Regions from separate parts of the Homo sapiens genome. Here region 1 is linked to region 2. A link is a loop called in an ENCODE intact Hi-C map of the cell type or tissue named here. Cell type or tissue: CD4-positive, alpha-beta T cell. All regions are shown on one strand.

Evidence for each region. Hi-C counts contacts between places; a loop is a spot of excess contacts. Peaks named below come from ENCODE experiments on the same cell type or tissue, not always from the same donor. Only the 100,000 strongest peaks of a DNase experiment are listed, where the experiment ranks them.
Region 1: it touches region 2 in a loop (5-fold over the local background); 2 of 110 quality-filtered maps call a loop at or near these places.

What each region holds. Positions count from the first base shown.
Region 1 is chr7:152,673,926-152,677,925 of GRCh38, forward strand. It overlaps XRCC2 (X-ray repair cross complementing 2), which reads right to left and starts at 2,216. Exons shown (of 3, transcript NM_005431.2): 1 at 2,116-2,216. The coding sequence starts at 2,154. RefSeq lists silencers at 1,603-1,692, 1,993-2,462 and an enhancer at 1,693-2,537. In CD4-positive, alpha-beta T cell, no CTCF peak of the experiment used is centred here; a DNase peak (open chromatin) is centred at 2,266; H3K4me3 peaks cover 1,455 bases; H3K27ac peaks cover 447 bases.
Region 2 is chr7:151,347,993-151,351,992 of GRCh38, forward strand. It overlaps NUB1 (negative regulator of ubiquitin like proteins 1), which reads left to right. Exons shown (of 15, transcript NM_001243351.2): 3 at 1,081-1,248; 4 at 3,432-3,490. Among named protein-coding and RNA genes, the nearest start is that of NUB1, 8.2 kb to the left of the region's middle. RefSeq lists an enhancer at 1,690-2,569. In CD4-positive, alpha-beta T cell, CTCF peaks have their summits at 2,487 (motif pointing left) and 2,686; DNase peaks (open chromatin) are centred at 2,139 and 3,239; H3K4me3 peaks cover 1,998 bases; H3K27ac peaks cover 3,021 bases.

The DNA of each region.
Region 1 (4,000 bases), 1.3 Mb after region 2:
TTATGGCTTCAGATATATTCCTCAACACAATCCCTCCAAGTAAATTCAAAGTAGATGAATGTGCAAAGAAGCTAGAGTTCAAACAAATTTGGCAGTGGCCACATAGTTCCCAAGACACTTAAAGGGAAAGAGACTGGCTTAACTGGTTTTGTTAATAAAAAGGAAAATAGAGCAGCGCCAATTGCCTAGCTTCCTATTCACCATTCCACCCCACTCCACTCCAGAGTAGTATGAGCTAGGCTTAGGATTGCCACACAGACAAGGCAGGCAAAGGATATGATGTTAAATTCTTTGTTCCATGACTTAACTGTGCTAGACTCTCATTTTTTGGATACAAGGCTTGTTCTGATTGCAAAAATCATCGGACCTTAACCTGGGTTTCAAATAATCATTTAAATATAAGGTTTTGGCCGGGCGCAGTGGCTCACACCTGTAATCCCAGCACTCTGGGAGGCTGAGGCGGATCACCTGAGGTCAGGAGTTCGAAACTAGCCTCGCCAACACGGCGAAACCCTGTCTCTACTAAAAATACAAAAGTTAGCTGGGTGTGGTGGCGTGTGCCTGTAATCCCAGCTACTTGGGAGGCTGAGGCAGGACAATCGCTTGAACCCGGGAGGCGGAAGTTGCAGTGAGCTGAGATGGCACCATTGCACTCCAGCCTGGGCAACAGAGCGAGAGTTCATCTCAAAAAAATATATATTTATATATAAAAAATATGTTTATATGTATTATATACTTTCTATATAATCTATATTATAAATATATTTTTAAATATATATTTATATAATATATTTTTAAATATATATTATATATAAATATATTTTTAAATATATATTATATATAAATATATTTTTAAATATATATATATCTATGGTTTATAACTGTAGCCGTTCTTATACTAAGCAGTGGTTCTACTCTTTAGGAACAGGGATTATCAAACTATGGCCAGCAGGCTAAATCCAAAAAACAAAGCTTTATTGGAACGCTGCCATGTGCCTTTATTTATCTATGACTGCCTTCCCATTAGAACAGCAGAGTTGAGTGGCTGTGACAGAAACGGCATGGCCTGCAAAGCCTAAATATTTACCACATGGCCCTCCACAAAAATGTTTGCTGACTCTTTTGAGATTGCTTCCTCTCTCATCTGCATAAAAGATCCTTCATACCCTGCCCACTGCTCAGCGCTTACTTCCCAACCTATTGTCCCTCACTCCCTTTGTTCCAATTTTACAGAAATACTTGCAGTTATCTAAATTAGCCATGCTCTTGCTTAATTCAGAATCCATGTACTCCCGACTGTCTCCGCTCTGAATGTCATCCTCTCCTTGCCAAACCATTTCAAATGGTCCTTGAAACTTCAGTCATCTCCTCCTGCATCTTCCATGATGCCCGCCCCTCTAATGGACAACAAACTTTTGTGCAATACTGTAATTCTTACAGCAGCCTCCCTTACTAGTTCTTTAATGGCAGAAGTTATGTCTTTTGTTGCTTACTCCTATCCCTTAACACGTAGTTGACACACAGTAAGTGCTGGACACTTGGTTCAATTCTTGAGGGGCATCCACCGGCTTGTGTGGCTCTGGAGCTACCTGGGCTGGAAACGAATACTAGGGGGTGGCGAGGGCCAGCTGCCCTAAGCAGAGACACGTGGGCTACAGGGAGGTGAGGCAACCTCCGCAAACACCACCTGTTCCAGAAAAGCTCCAAATGCTCCAACGGGCGACCCCTCCCCTTTTCTAGCTTTTCTTGCATAGCTTGACATTTCCAACGGTAGTTAATTTGTGAGGGGTTTTTAGACCATAACTCTTGGGAGGAGAGACCTCGTATGTTATATCGATCTGGGCAGGCAGCAAGTCTTCCAAAGAAAGACTTCCTCCACCTCCGCCCGGTCCTCCCACCTCGGAGGACTCCAGGCTGCCCAGGGGCGGACCCCTGGGGCCCAGGTGAGAGGTGGCAGAGGGTGCCAGCATCGCGGGCGTCTAGGCCGAGAGGCCGGTCCCAGCCCGGCCAGGCCGCGCCGCCCCAAGCCTCCCAATCCCCCGGGTTCCCTCGGCTCCCCTCGCCCACCGGCGGCCTTGTTCCCATCTCCCTCACTCCCAACCCGGCGGCTCTCACCTCGGTCCCAGACTCAGCCCTATGGAAGGCACTACACATCGCCCCGAAGGCTCGGCGCAGGAGAGACTCAACTTTCCCGCCACCAACGCCATTCACCAACTGCGCAGACTCTACGGCCAGTCAAACCCGCCCACCCGCGCGCGTGCGCACTGCGCCAGGCCGCGGCCGGGGAGGCGGGAGCATGCGCAATAGGGTGTGCGGGCCTCCCCGCCCCGCCCCCAGTTCCTGTGACGTCAGACTTCCGCGTCCCCCGCGGCGCTCTCCCGCGTCCCCTTGGAGATCGCTCCGGGGTGGCGGGGACAGCTGGTGCTTTTCTTGTCTGTTGTAAACTTTGGTTCGTTATTATTATATTAGGTAAAGCTGGTCTTATGTATTAATTTGTTTAACCATTAAAAATAATTGTATTGCACAAGCAGGCCCCTTTGTCCGTTCTCGGGTTAAAAGCCTCTGGCTGTGTGTGCGATTCATGGTTAATTCTGGAAAAAAAGAGAAAAGTATACTGTATTTAAAAGAATTTTTAAAATATACCGAGCCTGTGGATTTATCAAGTTGCTTTTTGAGGTAGGCAGGAGGATCACTGGAAGTCGGGAGTTCGAGACCAGCCTGGCCAAAATGGTGAAACCCCGTCTACAGTAAAAATACAAAAATTAGCCAGGTGTGGTGGCGCATGCCTGTAATCCCAGCTACTCAGGGAGGCTGAGGCAGGAGAATCGCTTGAACCAGGGAGGCAGAGGTTGCAGTGAGCCGAGATCGCGCCATCACACCTGAGCGGCAGAGCGAGACTCTGTCTCAAAAAAAAAAAAAGACAAAAATTTGGATATAGTAGCATTGGCCATTATTATCAAGATGACAAAATGTTTTCTGGAATGAAAAAGTTTCATGCAAAGATATACTTTTCACCCACCTAGTTTAGTTTTCAAAAACGCTAGGAAAGAGCATATACCAATGAAGTATTTCTCATGGGTAATATTAAAGTTGCTCATTTTGTAAATTGGAATGGTTTTGGTTCCAAGTCACAGAAAACCCAACTCTTACGTCCTGAAACAAATGGGCTTTACCGGGTGACATCACTAGAAGTCCAAAGGTAAGACAGGCTTCAAGGTTAGTTTAATTGAGAGGCTTGATGAGGCAAACAAGTACCTCATTTCTTTTTACCTCAGATTCATGTTTTCTACCTTGGCCTCTTCTCTACGTAGGGCTGCGGGCCCGTATCTGAAACATTAACAACCATCAGGAATGAGGTTGGTCTGGTTAGCTTAGGCCTGAATCGTGTGCCCCACTTACTTTTCTTTTTTTCTTTTTTTTTTTTTTTTTGGAGACGGAGTCTCATTGCACTCTCGCCCAGGCTGGAGTGCAGTGGTACCATCTCGGCTCACTGCAACCTCTGCCTCCCGGGTTCAAGTGATTCTTCTGCCTCAGCCTCCCAAGTATCTGGGACTACAGGCACGTGCCACCACGCCAGGCTAATTTTTGTATTTTTAGTAGAGATGGGGTTTCACCATATTGGCCAGGCTGATCTCGAACTCCTGACCTTGTGATCTGCCTGCCTCGGCCTCCCAAAGTGCTGGGATTACAGGCGTGAGCCACCGCGCCTGGCCCTGTGTGCCCCACTTCTATCCGGAGTAGAGACATATTTTTTCAAAGCACACAGGCCTTGTGGAAAGGTGTGGAGAACAGTAAATGACAACAATAACAACAAATTGTGAATCATTAACAAGAGGAGTGGGAGTGGATGCTTGGGAGGCCACCTCTACCGTCTTTTTTTTTTCTTTTTTCCCTTTCCTATGGTGCTGAACCACCTATATCTTCATTACACCCTCTGTAATGAGGATATGTGTATACCAAACCACATGTGTAGGTCAACCCCCTCGTCCAATTCCACACA
Region 2 (4,000 bases):
TGGGACTGGAAGTGTGTTTGGATTTTGGAATGTTTGCTTTATACCTACTAGTTGGGCATCCTAATCTGAAAATTCAAAATTCAAAATACTTCAGTGTGCATTTCCTTTGAGCATCTCCAGATGCTGAATTTTGGCGATTTCAGATTTTTAGATTAGAGATACTCATCTGGATTTTTTTGGGGAGGAACCATAATGACTTTGCTCTCAGTAATAACTGGTTCCCATCCTTTCTTGAGCCCTTTCAATCTTCTTTTTTTTCTCAATTCTAAAGCTCTCCCTTACAAATAGTTTTACAACTAGTACCCATGATTCACAGATTTTCATTAAGAGAATTGTTTAAGTCCAACTTGATTTGTTCTCACAAGTTTGAAAAATTGGAATATTTTCTGGGTTTTTTTTTCATTTTCCCTTCCAGTGGAGTTGAACAGTTCATTATACTTTTTAAATAGATCACAGTCACATAAGTCATAGCCCACCCTTTTCTTCTCCTTAGAAGATTCTCTATTATTATTATTATTTTACTATTTGTAGGTAGAAAACATTTATCAAATAAATGTTTTTGTTTTTTGCTTTTTGCTTTTTTTTTTTTTTTTTTTTTTTTGAGGCGGAGTCTTGCTCTGTCACCCAGGGTGGAGTACAGTGGCACAATCTTGGCTCACTGCAGCCTCTGCCTCCTGGGTTCAAGCGATTCTCCTGCCTCAGCCCCCCAAGTAGCTGGGCCTACAGGCACACGCCACCATGCCCAGCTAATTTTTGTATTTAAGTAGTTATGGGGTTTCACCATGTTGGCCAGGCTGGTCCCAAACTCATCACCTCAAGTGATGCGCCTGCCTCGGCCTCCCAAAGTGCTGGGATTACAGGCATGAGCCACCGCGCCCAGTCTCAAATAAGTGTTTTCACTTTTTCCTGGCCTCTCTAAACTCCACACCTCTCAAGATGTCAAACCACAGTGTGGACTGCAGTGTAACGGGGCGACCTCCACTCATCAGAGTTGATGGCCTTAGAGTCTTTCATGCCCTTTTCTATATTTTGCCTTTTTTTTTTTAAGTCAGTATTGCATTTTCTGATTTTTCTTGATAGGACCTTGCTAAGCAGTACTCTGACAGACTAGAATGCTGTGAAAATGAAGTAGAAAAGGTAATAGAAGAAATACGTTGCAAGGCAATTGAGCGTGGAACAGGAAATGACAATTATAGAACAACGGGAATTGCTACAATCGAGGTGTTTTTACCACCAAGACTAAAAAAAGTGAGTAATTTCCCTAAATTTGAGTAGGCACTAATGTCCAGTTAGTGATGAGGTCAAATAAATTGTTGTTGTTTGGAAAGTTACAATCCAAAGTCAGAATTCTTTTAAGTGACTTTACATATTGAACAATTTATCAGCTTGAAAGTCAATGTTACAAATTCTTAAACTGGAACATTCCCAAGGTAGGCTTTTAGAGACCCTCTTGGGCTTCTAAAATGCCACAGAGCTGTATGTCACATTCTGATCCTTTCTAGCGTGTGAACGTTGAGAAATAATGGGGAATAAAGGATTCCCAAGTTTCCTAGAAGCCTGTGCAGGAGGACACAGCACAGAAGGCTTCATCCTTTTCCTGTTCCAGTAGAGGTCAGAGGGCAGTCCGCTGAGTGCTCTCAAGCAGGGCCGAGGAGATCTGGGTGGGGTCACCTCCTCTCATTGCCATGGCCAGGTAGTTTGCATCTAGAAATGTCACTGTGGCAAGGCACCCAGAGCCTCTTGGGACTGATCGATGCCAGCACTCTCAGAAGAAATAAGAGCATAGGCTCCAGCCCTACTGGGTCTGTGGTTTTTCTCCTCATGTGCGGAGACAAGAGATCGTAGAAATAAACACACAAGACAAAGAGATAGAAGAAAAGACAGTTGGGCCCGGAGGACCACTACCACCTAGACGCGGAAACCGGTAGTGGCCCCGAATGCCTGGCTGTGCTGTTATTTATTGGATACAAGGCAGAAGGGGCAGGGTAAGGACTGTGAGTCATCTCCAATGATTGATAAGGTCACAGGAGTCATGTGTCCACCGGACAGGGGGCCTTTCCCTTGTAGGTAGACGAGGCGGAGAGAGAGGACAGCTTACGTCATTATTTCTTCTATGCTCTTCTCAGAAAGATCAAAGACGTTAATACTTTCACTTTCTGCTGCTGCTATCTAGAAGGCGGAGCCAGGTGTACAGAGCGGAACATGAAAGTGAAACAGGAGCGGGACCACTGAAGCACAGCGTCACAGGGAGACGTTTAGGCCTCTGGATGGCTGTGGGCGGGCCTGACTAATGTCAGGCCTTCCACAAGAGGTGGTGGAGCAGAGTCTTCTCTAACTACCCCAGGGAGAGGCTCCCTTTCCCAGTCTGCTAAGTAACAGGTGCCTTCCCAGGCACTGGCGCTACCGCTAGACCAAGGTCTGCTAAGTAACGAGGGCCTTTCCGGGCACTGGAGTTACCGCTAGACGAGGGAGCCCTCTAGTGGCCCTGTTCGGGCATAACAGAGGGCTCACACTTGTCTTCTGGTCACTTCTCACTGTGTCCCTTCAGCTCCTATCTCTGTGTGGCCTGGTTTTTCCTAGGTTATAATTGTAGAACAAAGATTATTGTAATATTGAAATAAAGAGTAATACTACAAACTAATAATGATATTCATATATAATCATATCTATAATCTATTTCTAGTGTAACTATTCTTATTCTATATATTTTCTTTATTATACTGGAACAATTTGTGCCCTCGGTCTCTTGCCTTGGCACCTGGGTGGCTTGCCGCCCACATATATATTAATATGTAAAACCTCATACATGAATGGTCATAGCAACACTATTCAGTAGCTGAGAGATGGAAATAGTCCAAATGTCCATCAACAGATGAAGGGATAGATAAATGTGGTCTATTCATACGATGGAAAACTGTTCACAATGCAAAGGAATGAAGTGCTGATGCGTCCACAACGTGGGTGCACCTGAAAACATGATGCTCAGGGAAGAAGCCAGACACAAAAGGCCACGTACTGCACTATCCCATTTATATGAAATGTCCGGAATAGGCAAATCTGTAGCAGCAGAAAATGGATTAGTGGTTGCCAGGGGCTGGGGGGCAAAGGGGAGGGAATGGGGTGCAGGCCATGGTGTTTCTTTGAGGGATGGTGGAAATGTTCTGAAATGTTAAAGACGTCCAGCTGTGTGAGACGGCCCCTCTGAGCAGCCCTGCCTGGTGGTGCCACGCTGCCGCCCCCTTGAGGACGTGCAGGTCACAGGGTCAGCCTGTGCTGGGTTATGTTCAGTAGACTTCTAGGCAGGCAGCATTTTAGTTTTTAACAGTGAACTCAGTTTATATCCTCTGCCGTCAGCTTTTCTGATTTCACAGGGTAATCTCTCCAAAATGGGTTAAATTCAAGTACGTTTTACTTTGTCTTATTTTTAACAGGATAGGAAAAACTTGTTGGAGACCCGATTGCACATCACTGGCAGAGAACTGAGGTCCAAGTAAGTATCTGTGTGCTCTGTGTCCTAGGTGCTCTGGGCCTTTTTACATTGGCTTATTTGATCCTCTGTGAGCGTCCTCTTAAGATAGGTAGGGCAGGTATTATCTTCATTTTATAAAAGAGAAAATTGAGGCTTTGAGGTTGAAGGACTTATTAGAGCTGTCACTGGTAGGTAAGTGGCAAAGTGAGGACTCAAGACTTGCAAGCACTATTTCCTGGTGTAACTTCCGAGCAGGTGGGAACTCCATGCCTATCATATGGTAGGCACTTGGTGCATGTTTGAGTGAATGAGTGAGTGATACAAGCAGGAGACACCTGGTACTCACTAGCTCATTAGTTTTGAATTACTATTTTTTTTCCCTAATGTATTAATAGCTTGCTATGACCTTCAGCACGGTGTTTTATCTGATTTCAGGCTGTTGGCCCATCTGTAAAACACACACACACACACACACGTTTGCCACATACTAGTGAAATCCTAACTTTGAGATCTGGTGGGTTATTTCATCTC